Linked DNA regions of Homo sapiens: regions 1 and 2 are each linked to region 3. A link is a contact called in ENCODE Hi-C or POLR2A ChIA-PET data. All regions are on one chromosome and are shown on one strand. The core of a region is the stretch at or near the end of the contact, and the rest is flanking DNA. Distances in the headings are between cores, read along the strand shown.

What was found. A loop is a pair of places that touch in the nucleus more often than their neighbours do. ChIA-PET counts read pairs that join two places held with the same protein, here RNA polymerase II (POLR2A). Pooled maps may share reads with other maps.
Region 1: a map of OCI-LY7 shows a loop between it and region 3 (13-fold over the local background). The contact joins two enhancer-like sites. A Hi-C loop is called at or near these places in 1 of 168 maps with a recorded cell type or tissue (OCI-LY7), 4 of 37 single-sample maps with no recorded cell type and 5 of 50 pooled maps. POLR2A ChIA-PET finds 5 or more read pairs at or near these places in 2 of 52 experiments (AG04450 and naive thymus-derived CD4-positive, alpha-beta T cell).
Region 2: a loop to region 3 is called in a map with no recorded cell type, with 11 times the contacts of the local background. The contact joins two enhancer-like sites. A Hi-C loop is called at or near these places in 5 of 37 single-sample maps with no recorded cell type and 4 of 50 pooled maps. POLR2A ChIA-PET finds 5 or more read pairs at or near these places in 2 of 52 experiments (A549 and WTC11).

The regions. Positions count from the first base shown.
Region 1 is chr16:87,700,925-87,704,932 of GRCh38, reverse strand. It overlaps a transcript of KLHDC4 not described here. Among named protein-coding and RNA genes, the nearest start is that of KLHDC4, 63 kb to the left of the region's middle. RefSeq lists enhancers at 1-308, 958-2,157, 2,193-2,442, 3,173-3,222 and a silencer at 2,563-2,622. Within about 2 kb of position 2,437, at least 6 of the 41 ENCODE cell types and tissues checked have a DNase peak (open chromatin) inside an H3K27ac peak, as active enhancers do; they include OCI-LY7, where a contact is called at or near this core.
Region 2 is chr16:87,722,092-87,726,015 of GRCh38, reverse strand. The region is part of intron 7 of KLHDC4 (kelch domain containing 4); the gene reads left to right. Among named protein-coding and RNA genes, the nearest start is that of KLHDC4, 42 kb to the left of the region's middle. RefSeq lists enhancers at 600-689, 322-1,521. Within about 2 kb of position 2,560, at least 6 of the 41 ENCODE cell types and tissues checked have a DNase peak (open chromatin) inside an H3K27ac peak, as active enhancers do.
Region 3 is chr16:87,808,173-87,812,298 of GRCh38, reverse strand. No RefSeq gene overlaps it. Among named protein-coding and RNA genes, the nearest start is that of MIR6775, 24 kb to the left of the region's middle. RefSeq lists enhancers at 1,924-2,103, 2,774-2,833. Within about 2 kb of position 2,663, at least 5 of the 41 ENCODE cell types and tissues checked have a DNase peak (open chromatin) inside an H3K27ac peak, as active enhancers do; they include OCI-LY7, where a contact is called at or near this core.

The DNA.
Region 1 (4,008 bases), core at 1,188-3,687, 110 kb after region 3:
CCCTGCCGCCCATGCGCGCCATGCTCTGTGTGAGGATGAATTGGAGGGACTGGCCATGAGCGGTGGCTTTTTTCGTGTTTGGGGTCGGGAGGGTGTTGGGTGGAATGAACATCAAGGGAACCACCCATTGAGCTTAGAAATTCTTGCCAGGCAGTTGGTTTGTGTTTGTGTTTAGATGAGAGCAGTGTTGATTGCAGTTTGACATCTGATTTTTTTTTTAATTGAGTTGGTACAAGCAGGATGTCATTGGCTAGGTGACAAAGTCACTGGGGGACCAAATACCAAGATGCCCGTTGGTGAGAGAGACCCTCCCCAGGACCCTCCCCAGGCGCCTCCTTCTCCGTGACGTTCAGGACCCTCCCCAGGCGCCTCCTTCCCCGTGACGTTCAGGACCCCTCCCCAGGGCCCTCCCCAGGCGCCTCCTTCCCCGTGACGTTCAGGACCCTCCCCAGGCGCCTCCTTCCCTGTCATGTTCAGGACCCTCCCCAGGCGCCTCCTTCCCCGTGACGTTCAGGACCCTCCCCAGGCGCCTCCTTCCCTGTCATGTTCAGGACCCTCCCCAGGCGCCTCCTTCCCTGTGACATTCAAGACCCTCCCCAGGGCCCTCCCCAGGCGCCTCCTTCCCCGTGTGGTTCAGGACCCTCCCCAGGCGCCTCCTTCCCCGTGACGTTCAGGACCCTCCCCAGGGCTCTCCACAGGCGCCTCCTTCCACGTGTCGTTCAGGTGACGAGGCGAGACCCCGCGCTGGACGTGGCACTCGGGTGTTGGAGTGAGGTGGCGGCGCCGTGTGCTTGATGGTTTCCATCAGAGAAGAGTCAGCCTTCCTCCAGAAGGAGCGGGGGATGGTGGTTCCCCAGCCCGGAAGGAAAAGGAGCCGAGCTCTAGCTGTGATCACGGCCTCAGCCTGCCTGCCTTTGTGCATGGAAGGAACTTGCTAGTGACCGCTGCTCTCCTGGGCAGTGTAAGAGTGTTGTGTGGAGGCCGGGGGCGCTGGAGGCCAGTCTCGTTTTCATAGCCCAGATGGCTCCCGGCGCAGGTTGCAGTCACCTCCATTACTCTTTCACGAGAGAGCTGCAGCAATGCCATCTGGGGCCTGGCCACACCTGGTCACTGGTGTCCCGAGGCACACAAGCAGTCCCTGCCGGAAGCTGACACACTGTCATGGCCAAGGGCCACAGTGCAGGTACCACGGTGACCCGGCTTCCCTGAGTCCAGCTCACGCCCGTTTTCCTTGTCTCAACCTTCAGAGCCCTTCCAAGCCCCCACTGGCTGCAGCCCACCCAGGGGACCCACCTTTAGAGGCTGGACTCAGGCTTCACTGAGGGGTGAGAAGCGCAGGTTTACAAAGCTCTGGCTGGGAAGAAATTGAGTAACCACTCCCTGAGAAACAAACGGAGACGTTTAATTACATGAACGCACACATTTTAAAAACCGCCTGTGCACTCCCGGAGGGCAGAGCCTGCCTCTCTGGTTATTTTTGTGTCCTCCATTCACTTACAGGCTGTGACAAACCCTGTGCCCACGCTGCCTCCACTGCCGGGAGACTCAGGGCTGGGGGAGACATGCCCTGGTCACCACTGCGGAGACTCAGGGCTGGGGGAGACATGCCCTGGCCACCAGTGGTGAGCCAGCGAGACAGGACCCCACGCGCGCTGACCCGGGGACGCCATGGAACTCACTCGCGATTCCTGCACGCGCGCTGACCCGGGGACGCCATGGAACTCACTCGCGATTCCTGCTCACAGCACGTTTCCTGCTCGAAAACCAGGAGAGCCTCCACGTGCCGACTAGCTCTGTCCACACATCCATTGCGCAGCTCTGCAGCGGAAGGACCTTCAGTAAAGACGCTGGTTTGTAACGAGAGAAGCGTTCCAAAGTGTCACACGACATTGTTTATTACTAAAAGGAGCAGAATTTCTTTTTAATCTTGACAGTGTTGTTTTCGTAACAGTATGATTTAAACTGTTACATTCATTTAGGAAAACTTTTTTTCATTTCATAAGTAATCAAGCTATCTTTCCAGCTTAAAAGCAAAGAAAAAAGGCTCAGGGTAACTTTTTAAACCACTTCATCAATAAGAAAAGTTCTCTCTGTCATTGCACGGCGTGATTGTACACAGTATTAGCAAGCAGTTCACATGCGCCAGGGCCGACTTGGAAGGAAACACAGGTTAACACTGTTTCCTGTCCGAGTTCACAGAGATGTTTGCAGCAGGCTCAGTTGCTTTGGCAGCTGGAGCGAGGGTGCCTCTTCCGCGTGGCTCCCCTGAGCAGAGAGGCCCCTGTGGTTTTTTTCTCCGCCGGGCTCTGGGGACAGGGTTTCTGTGGAAATGGCAAATGGTGCAGATGAGCAGAGTCCTGCTAGAGAGGTCAGCTCAGCGTCCAGGAGGGGGCGCCTGCCCCCGAGGAGGCCACGGACATGCCTGGGAAGTTGCTGCCGGAGAAGTGTGCTCTGATGTGGCTACATTTGGGGACGCGGGCTCCCCAGAGGCCCAAGCGAGAAAGCCGGGGGTTCCCAGGCTGGGGGTGCAGGACGGGCCAGGCACTGCCCTGCAGGGCCCGCCCCCCTGCCCCTGCACCCTCACACCCATCTTCCTCTCTCAGCCTGACCCCAGGGCCTGGGAGCCCCCGGCAGACCGGCCCTCCTTGCCAAACAGTGGCTGCCCTTTATGGACTCGGCGCCTGGCAGAGCCACTGTGGAGGAGGAGTTGGCTGTCATGGTCAGGGGAGGCAGCCCTTGGGTTGTCAAGGTTGGTGGTCAACGTTGAACCCATATCTGCTGGAATCTCCCGGTCTGTTCCACACACGATCATGCGGGAAGCTCTGGGACCCGAAGGCTGTTCTGATCTCGGGGGTCACAAGTTCTCACAGCAGCCTGGGGTCACCAGGGACCAGACCCGGCGTTAGCCTCTGTAAGGAGCTGCCTGGCTGCTGGGCTGAGCTTTGTTGCAGGCCCAGGAAGATGACCAAGAAGGACAGAGCAGAGCCCCATCTACCACTGCTGGGAGGGCCCGAGGGAGCACGTGCACAGCAGAGCCCCATCCTCCACTCCCTGGGCTCGAAGAGGCTTCCTCGGTGTGGATGGCAGCTGTTAACGAGCAGTGGTGGTGCAGCTGGAGGCCTCTGTCCCATGGGGCACAGACGGGAGAAGGATGGCGGACGGGTGTGCACGCTTGGGAGGACGGGCGGGCGGCATAGGCCTGAGCAGGTGGCATGGGCGCACGAGAAGGGTGTGTCTGAGACAGGATGTTTATCCCAAATGCCAGGAGTGGACGAGGCGGACGAGTGGCAGTGAGGTAGGCATGTGAGGTTGTTGCCTGGCCCACTCTGCCGACCCCAGAAACCCAGCGGCCTGGGCCCAGCACCCGGCTACACATGGGGTGAGCTCACGCCCACACTGTGGCCTGTGCCCGTCACGGGGCTGCTTGCTTCTCCTAGGCTTGGGAACAAGCTGGCATGAACGCTGTGGCCGCATTCACAGCTCAGGCACTTCCACTTTGGGTTTCATGAAGAAACAGACTTAAAGAGCATTTGTTCCTAATGGGTGGGCTGAAGCTTGGGAGGAGCATTCAGCTTCTCTCCACAGTATGGCTTCACCTGTTCCTGAGCGCCCTGCTACCCTCTTGCTAACCTGGGTGGCTGAGGTCCTCTGCTTTGGTGGCGTTGACTTCCCGTCTGCAGCCAGCGCCAGGTGCCAGCCCCCGCCTCTGCTCATCGGGAAGCGCTGGCCTGCAGGTGCTTTGTGGTTGCCACGGACCCTTGTTCTGTCCCTTTCCAGCACCCACCCCCCACGCGCTGTGCATTCCGTAGTTCATTTTCAAGGCAGGGGGCACATGGTGAAAATACAGCCTGGCTTTTTTTCAACAAATGCAGCTGCACTCTTCCTTGCTTGTTTTGAAGGCTGAGCCAGCAACCTCCTTGGCACCTGGGGACAGTCGCTTCCTCAGTTTCTGCGTACCGACTGCCTCACCTGACACGCGGCCTGGGCGCGAGAGAAGCCAACCAGGTG
Region 2 (3,924 bases), core at 1,311-3,810, 86 kb after region 3:
GGCCCTGTTCTGTTCTCCACACCCCTGTCAGCAGTGCAGTGTGAGCGATTCTGTGTTCTGAGGGTCTCCTTCCTGCACCATGGACGCTCACTACTGTGTAGTAGTCTCTGTGGAATGAAATTCTCCTCGCTCCTGTTAACGGGCTTGTTTCTTTGGTAACCTGAGAACAGTGCTGACAGGAATGTTCTCGCGCCCACCCCGGAGCCTCCTGCTCTTGGGGCGTGTGCTCTGCACGTGTACTGGCATCTGCTCGTGGAGTGTGTGCTCCTCACATGTGCCTGCTGCTCGTGGGGCGTGTGCTTCACAGAGGCGGCTGGCACAGGCTCTGTCCTCGGAACTCAAGTGTTCCTGTTGCTTCACTCCCATTTCACACTCTGCCAACCTTTACATTTCTGTGAATCTGAGAGGTATGAAGTAGTATCTCACTGTAGGGGTTTAAAAAATCCTTTGTATTTTGAAAATTTTCAACCACAGCTAACTTTTGAAAGAATTTTACGGGGAACACCTGTATACTCCTCCTAGATCCTGCTATTAAGATTTTGCTATGCTTAGGCTGGGCGCGGTGGCTCACGCCTGTAATCCCAGCACTTTGGGAGGCCGAGGCGGGCGGCTCACGAGGTCAAGAGATCGAGACCATCCTGGCTAACACTGTGAAACCCCGTCTCTACTAAAAATACAAAAAATTAGCCGGGCGTGGTGGCGGGCGCCTGTAGTCGGTGGTAATTTCCTATGCGTCATTGACCCACAGTGAGGGGACACATTTTTACAAGTGCGGGCACCGTGTGACTCACACCCTGATCCTGCCGTGCCCTTCCCACTCGGCCCCGCTGCCCACCCTCCCCTCCGCCCAGAGGTGACGCTGCTCTGATTTTCCCACCGTAATAGATCTGCCTGTCCTGGAGCTTCTGCTAAACAAGTCACCCAGATGTGTGGGGCCAGTCTTCTTTCCCTCAGCTTTTCAGACCCACGTGTTGCATGTTTCTGTTCATTGCTGCTTCGTGCTGAAGTGTTCCATTATATGACTGTCCCACAGTTTGTGGTTCTGTTTTTCGTTGGACACCTGGGCTGTTTCCGTTCTTCAGAAGACACAGCCTTTGGAAGCAGCTGTGACTGAAGCTGCTATGAGCACGTCCATAATAATCTTTTGAGTGGCTGCGTGTGTTGGTTTCTCTTGGGTAAATAGATATCTGGAGTGGAGCTGCTGGGCCCTGGGGTGGGTGTGGGTGTGGGTGTTATTTAATAAGGAATGGTCAGCTCTCTTCCCGAAGCAGTGGCCGGTTCCACTTGTGCTGGAAATGTTGGGGAGTTCCAGTTGCCCCCTGTTCATACCAGCCCCAATGGCGTCAGTCTTTCTGTTTTTAGCTGCTCTGGTGGATGTGTGGTACCTCGTGGTTTTAATTCTCATTTCTCTCATGACTGCTGGTGTTGAGTGCTTTTCATGAGCTTGTCTTTCCTGAAGTGTGTGTTCATGTCTTCTGCTATTTTTAATGGGCTGTAGTTTTTGTTAGTGAGTTGCAGAAGGTGACATTCTGGACACCAGTTCTTTTCAGGTGTGTGGATTACAAATACCCTCCCAGTAGTGGCTTGGCTGGTCACCTTCCGAAGTGTTTGTTGATGAGAAGCTTTGAGTTTTTGATAAAATCTAATTTATTACGTTTTTCTTTTGTGATTATTGCGGTCTGTGATACAGGAAGACCTTGTTTAGCTTCAGTAACAAAGATTTTCTTTTATTTTTCTCTAAAAATGATATGGTTTCACAGTTAGCCCTGTGATCTGCCCGGGACTAATTCTCAAGAGCAGCATTAGGTGAGTGTTGAGGCTGTTTCCCCCATGTAGATACTCACTTGTCTCAGCAGCATCTGTTGGAAAGGCTTTTTAGGCCGAGCACAGTGGCTCACGCCTGTAATCCCAGCACTTTGGGAGGCTGAGTCGGGCGGATCACTCGAGGTCAGGAGTTCGAGATCAGCCTGGCCAACATGGTGAAACCCCATGTCTACTGAAAAATACAAAAATTAGCCAGGCGTGGTGGGGCGTGCCTGTAATCCCAGCTACTCGGGAGGCTGAGATAGGAGAATCACTTGAACCCGGGAGGCGGAGGTTGCAGTGAGCCAAGATTGTGCTGCTACATTCCAGCCTGGGCAATAGAGCAAGACTCATCTCAAAAAAAAGAAAAAAGAAAAGGCTTTTTATTCTCCATTGAATACCTTAGGAACCTTTGTTGAAAATCACATGCCTGCAGGAACATAGGTCTGTTTCTCCATTCTGATCCACGTTCATTCTGCTGCCTTGGCAATAAAGGATTTCAGCCTTTTAATGGCAGTTGGTCAGAGATTGTACCGAGTTGATCGGAATGACCCGATTTTTTTCTTGGTCATCTTTTGTTCTGCACAGAGAAAATCACCCTATTTTCTGGAGTAGTGGCTGGCATCGGTCAGGCTTGTCTAGATATTCTGGCATGTGGGAGGGCACTGAGAACAGGCTGACTTGGCTGAAAGCCAGGCAGGATGCCCCGGTCTAGTGCTTTCTCCCAGCAGATGTGTCGTAGAGTGCAGCAGGACGGTGAACAGCCAGACCGGCTAAGCTGTATCGCTTTCATCAGAGTCGCGTGTCATTCTCAGCAGCTGCTGTCTGCAGCCACGTGCACCCGCCCTCAGTCTGACGGTGGGTGATCTCAATCCACTTAGTTCAGTAGCTCTTGGCTCTGAGCCTGTGGCATTTGGAATTGCAGTGAAAAGCTTGTCTGTTTGGATTCATGAGAGATTTATCAGAATTAGCGAGAGATTTGAGTTGTGAATGGTTTGGAGTGTAAAAAAAAGTCAGTAGCCTAAGCAGGTGGTCAGCTGCGCCATGGCTGAAGCGGCAGTGTGCACGAACTGATAGAAACTTTGGTACATGGCCCGTACCTGAGCTTGGGGCTGGGGGAAGCTCGTCCTTGCTCTGGCGCCATTACACCCTCACCCGCCATGCTCTGTCCTCTTGGCATGACCCAGCTGTGCTGTGCTGCTGCGCGGCCCAGGCCAGAGAAGACCCCACACACTGTGGGCACACGCCTCTCTCCCACGCAGGCCCCGTCCATGCTCCCAGGAGGTCCTGCCACCCGCCACCCACCCTCACCTCACATTTCACTGAGCAAGTAGAGGTGGCTTGGAGAGTGCCTGACCCCTGCCCACTGCCATGCACTGCACTCTCCTGCCAGACCTGGCGCCTCCCCGGGGCCCTCAGGATCACACCACAGTGCAGCAGCTGGAGTGACCTGCAGAGATGCAAGCCAGGCCAGGTCTCCTCTATGCAGAACCCCCATGGTCCTCGTCTCAGCAGGGCGGCCCCAGTTTCCATCCCCCTGCGTGTCCTTGTCCTTCTGCTCACCATCCTCCCTGCTGGTTACAGACTTGGCCATTGTCTCTCAGCCCGGAGAAGAGAGTCTCACAGGGCCAGTCTTCTGTCCACTTGCGTGCCTGGTGCCTGGACAGTGGCGTGCTTGACAGTGTTTGATCAGATGAAGGCATTCTGACCGTGGTTCTGCATGGCAAGGCTCCAGAGTTTGACATGTGAAGAGCTCGGGTTCATGAAGTGGACAGTAGTGCTCAGAGCCTTGACCTTGGGGCTGGACCTGCCTGTAGATTAAGAGGAACTCACAGACACCTGCCCTCCTTCCTCCTCCTGTAACCAGATCCCGTCCCAGGCTCCCTCAGGAGATGCATCTGAGTAGCCTTGGGAGGACTTTAAACACCCTCCAGGCTCTGCGCTGCCACGAAGAACCGGCAGCTTTGGTCAGTATCGTAACCACGTTTTATAAATTCCGAGTCAGTCTGGGTCCAGCTAGTGCTTTGACTATGATGACTTGTATCCTAACGAAAGAGATGCAGCGTGTGGGACAGCAGACCCAGCAGCATTCACGTGTCAAAGACTCAGTCCTTAGACCCA
Region 3 (4,126 bases), core at 1,414-3,913:
CTCTCTCGGCCCGGAGCGGAGCAGCCCAGCCGGGCCTGTGTGGAGGGTTCAGAGAATAGCTCCGTAGGAGGGTGTCTGGCATTTGCTCACTCCCCAGGTGAGGCTGGAGACATGTAGCGGTGCTGTGAGTGCGATGGTTTGAATTCAAGCTATCGCAAAATGTTTCAACGTTCCCTATGAGAAGATGTAAAGACAATGTAACGTTTGATGTGACTGAACATTCATTATCACTGTGCACTTATAAATAACTCTCTAGGGCCGGGTGCGGTGGCTCACACCTGTAATCCCAGCACTTTAGGAGGCTGAGGCGGGCAGATCATGAGGTCAGGAGATCGAGACCATCCTGGCTAACACGGTGAAACCCCGTCTCTACTAAAAACACAAAAAATTAGCCGGGTGTGGTGGCAGGTGCCTGTAGTCCCAGCTACTTGGGAGGCTGAGGCAGCAGAATCGTTTGAACCTAGGAGGCAGAGGTTGCAGTGAGCCAAGACTGCACCACTGCACTCCAGCCTGGCAACAGAGCAAGACTCAGTCTCAAAAAAAATAACAATAATAGCCATTCTGACTGGTGTGAGATGGTATCTCATTGTGGTTTTGATTTGCATTTCTCTAACAGTGATATTGAGTTTTTTTTCTTATGTTTGTTGGCTGCATGTATGTCTTCTTTGGGAAAGTGTCTGTTCATGTACTTTCCCCACTTTTAAATGGGGTTGTTTTCTTCTTCTATATTTGTTTAAGTTCCTTATAGATGCTGCATTTTAGACCTTTGTCAGATGCATAATTTGCACATATTTTCTCCTATTCTGTAGGTTGTGTGTTTACTCTGTTGATAGTTTCTTTTGCTGTGCAAAACCCTCCTACAGAGCTCTTCTCTGAGTCCTGCACACATGCCCGCCTGGGCTGCTCCGCTCCGGGCTGAGAATCCATAGGGTAAGAGTCGGATTGACAAGCTGCCGCTGTGTGATTGGAGCCTTCGAAGCAAGAGGCAGCAGAGACCAGGTGATGAGTGAGTTGGGAAAACATGGGGAAAATGAATAGATGGGCCCGGGAGGAAGTACTTGCAGCAGGATCTAAGTTTAATTAGATCCCACTTGTCAATTTTTGCTTTGTTGCAATTGCTTTTGGCGTCGTCTTCATGAAATCTCTGCCCGTTCCTGGGTCCAGGATGGTATTGCCTAGGTTGTCTTCCAGGGTTTTGATAGTTTTGGGTTTTACGTTAGGGTCTCAATCCCTCTTTTTTTTTTTTTTTTTTTTTTGAGTTGGAGTCTCACTCTGTTGCCCAGGCTGGAGTGCATGGTGTGATCTCTGCTCACTGCAACCTCCGCCTCTCGGGCTTAAGCAATTCTCCTGCCTCAGTCTTCTGAGTAGCTGAGACTACAGGCGTGTGCTACCATGCCTGGCTAATTTTTGCATTTTTAGTAGAGATGGGGGCTTCACCATGTTGGCCAGGCTGGTCTCGAACTCCTGACTTCAGGTGATCTGCCCACCTCGGCCTCCCAAAGCGTTGGGATTACAAGCGTGAGCCACTGCACCTGGCCTTCCCTGGCTTGTTTTCTAATCGGCGCCCAGCACTGGAGCCGCCCGAGCTCATGACAGGTTTTAGGTGAAAGGACCTGACTTCTTCCTGCAGCAGAAGAGGCTCTGCTGCCACCCAAGGTCCACCTGGGGCTGCAGTGGGGTGCAGGGGCCCCCCCGATCACACCCATCCCTCTATGCTGCTCCGTCCCAGCCCCAGGTGCTCATTACCTCAGCAGAATCACTTCCCCATTTGGCAGTTTTGCATCAAAGTACTCAGAGAATTGGGGAATTTGGAGCTTTACTGTGGTTGGGCAAAGCCGAGGGTGCTGGCTGAGAGGAGAAGGTGGGTCTCCAGGGCCTGGGGACAGTCCTGCAGGCAACCACGCTGCGGCCAGAGTCACCAGCACCTGTGGGCTGCTTCAAAGACCCCACGTGGGAGGAGACCATTTTCTCTCTTCTGGCTCTTCTGAGGGAGGGGTGTGTGGGGCAGAGCTGCCCCCTCCCACTCACAGCTGTTGGGCTCCCTCTGCCCATCTCTGTGCCGCGGCCTGAGCCCTACAGCCTGCTTCAGGGGCTCTCTTGTCCAGGGAATTGCAGTGGGGCCATTGGAGAAAGAACAGAGCGCTGGCCGGGCGCAGTGGCTCACGCCTGTAATCCCAGCACACTGGGAGGCCAAGGCAGGTGGATCGTGAGGTCAGGAGTTCGCGATCAGCCTGGCCAACATAGTGAAACCCCGTCTCTACTAAAAATACAAAAATTAGCTGGGTGTAGTGGTGCGTGCCTGCAGTCCCAGTTACTTGGGAAGCTGAGGCAGGAGAATCACTTGAACCCAGGAGGCGGAGGTTGTGGTGAGCTGAGATCATGCCACTGCACTCCAACCTGGGCAATAGAGCAAGACTGTCTCAAAAGAAAAAAAAAAACGAAAGAGTGCTCAGTGTGCACGCTGCTGCCCCTGCCCATGGTTTGGGAGTGGCTGTGCTTCTCTACAGCTGTGTGGGTGAGTTGCAGCCTACAATATGCTCGAGTCCTAACCCCGGTATCTGTGAATGTGACTCTGTTTGGAAACAGGGTCTTTGCGGATGTGATTATCTAAGATGAGTCATACTTACCGAGGGGCCGTCCCTGAACCCAATGCCAGGTGTCCTTATAAGAAGGGGGAAATTTGGACACAGACACAGAGGAGAGACTGTGTGAGGGGGAAGGCAGGGATTGGAGCGATGCAGCCAGGCACCAAGGGACTCTGGGGGCCACCAGGAGCCGGAAGAGGAAGGAAGGAGCCTCCTCTAGAGCCTCTGGAGGGAGCAGGCCCTGCTGACAACTTGATTTTGGACTTTAGTTCTCCAGGATTGCAGGACCCTCAGTTTCTGTTGTTAGAGCCACCTGTTTTGTGGAAGCTAATGATAGCAGTTCCAGGACACGAATGCCACAGCTGTGAACAGGTTCTAGGAGAATTGCCACCCCAGAAGCGGAAATGATGATCCAGGTGCCTATGCACCTCCCTGCTCCCAGAAGGAACTTGTGCTCAGATCTCCTGCGGGGACCCCGCTGACAACGTTGATCCAAAATCATGCCACTGCACCCCAGCCTGGGTGACAGAGCGAGATTCTGTCTCAAAAAAAAAAGAATACCAGTGGCACAGGACATGGTAAAATGGTTGAGTTATGGGATAGCGGGTGTTAGGGAAACCTCTGGAAATCATACTGGACTTGGGCTTCAACTAGTGTTCAGCATTGGTTTATGGTCCTCTCTTTCCCTTTCTCCTTTCCTTCCACCCCTTCCTTCTTTCTTCTTTGTGTACAGTCACATACACTGAAGCAAACTACCTACGAGGCACCACTTCATGAGTTTTGCCAGACACATACACTTGTTAACCCGAATCCCTATCAAGATAAAGAACATTGTTTAAAATCTTTTAAAAAACAGATTCCTGACCAGGTGTGATGGCTCATGCCTGTAATCCCAGCAGTTTTGGAGGTCAAGGTGCACCCGGCCAATTTCACATTTAAAAAAGAAAAACACATTTTTTACTTCCTTTTAAAAAAATGAAAGATTTAGTAATCTGGGGCTCACCATCCTCAGAGCCTGGAAGTGGCGGGGGCTGAAGGCTGTTGCCCCTTGGTTGTGGCACGCCTCTGCATTTAACCATCATTCCCACCTGCCCACTTCACTCATCTCTTTCCTGGGTCTGGGCCCTGTAGCTCTTTGAGATTTCAACTCCCGGCCTGTATAAAAACCATCCTCAAGACAACAACAATCCAAAGGAGGCCAACATGTTGCAGAACCTACGCAGTTGTGCAACATGGTGGCCCAGGTCCAAGCACCTCTCCTCAACCTGGAGCTCACAGAGCAAAGGAGACTATAGGTGTGAAGGTCCCAGAGAGAACAGTGGGAGGTGAGATGGGTTATACATTCAGGACAGTCTGCCGGGTGGGATTAGGATTGCAGGCATCACCACCACCCTGTCTGCACCAGTGGCAGACATAAGCAATCGATGGCAGCACTGTCTCTCCCAGCCCGGGTTTTTCAGTCTTGGTCACTGGGATTGGGGGCTGGATAATTCTTCACTGTGGGGTTAATTGGTTGTTTCCTGTGCATTGCAGGATGCTTA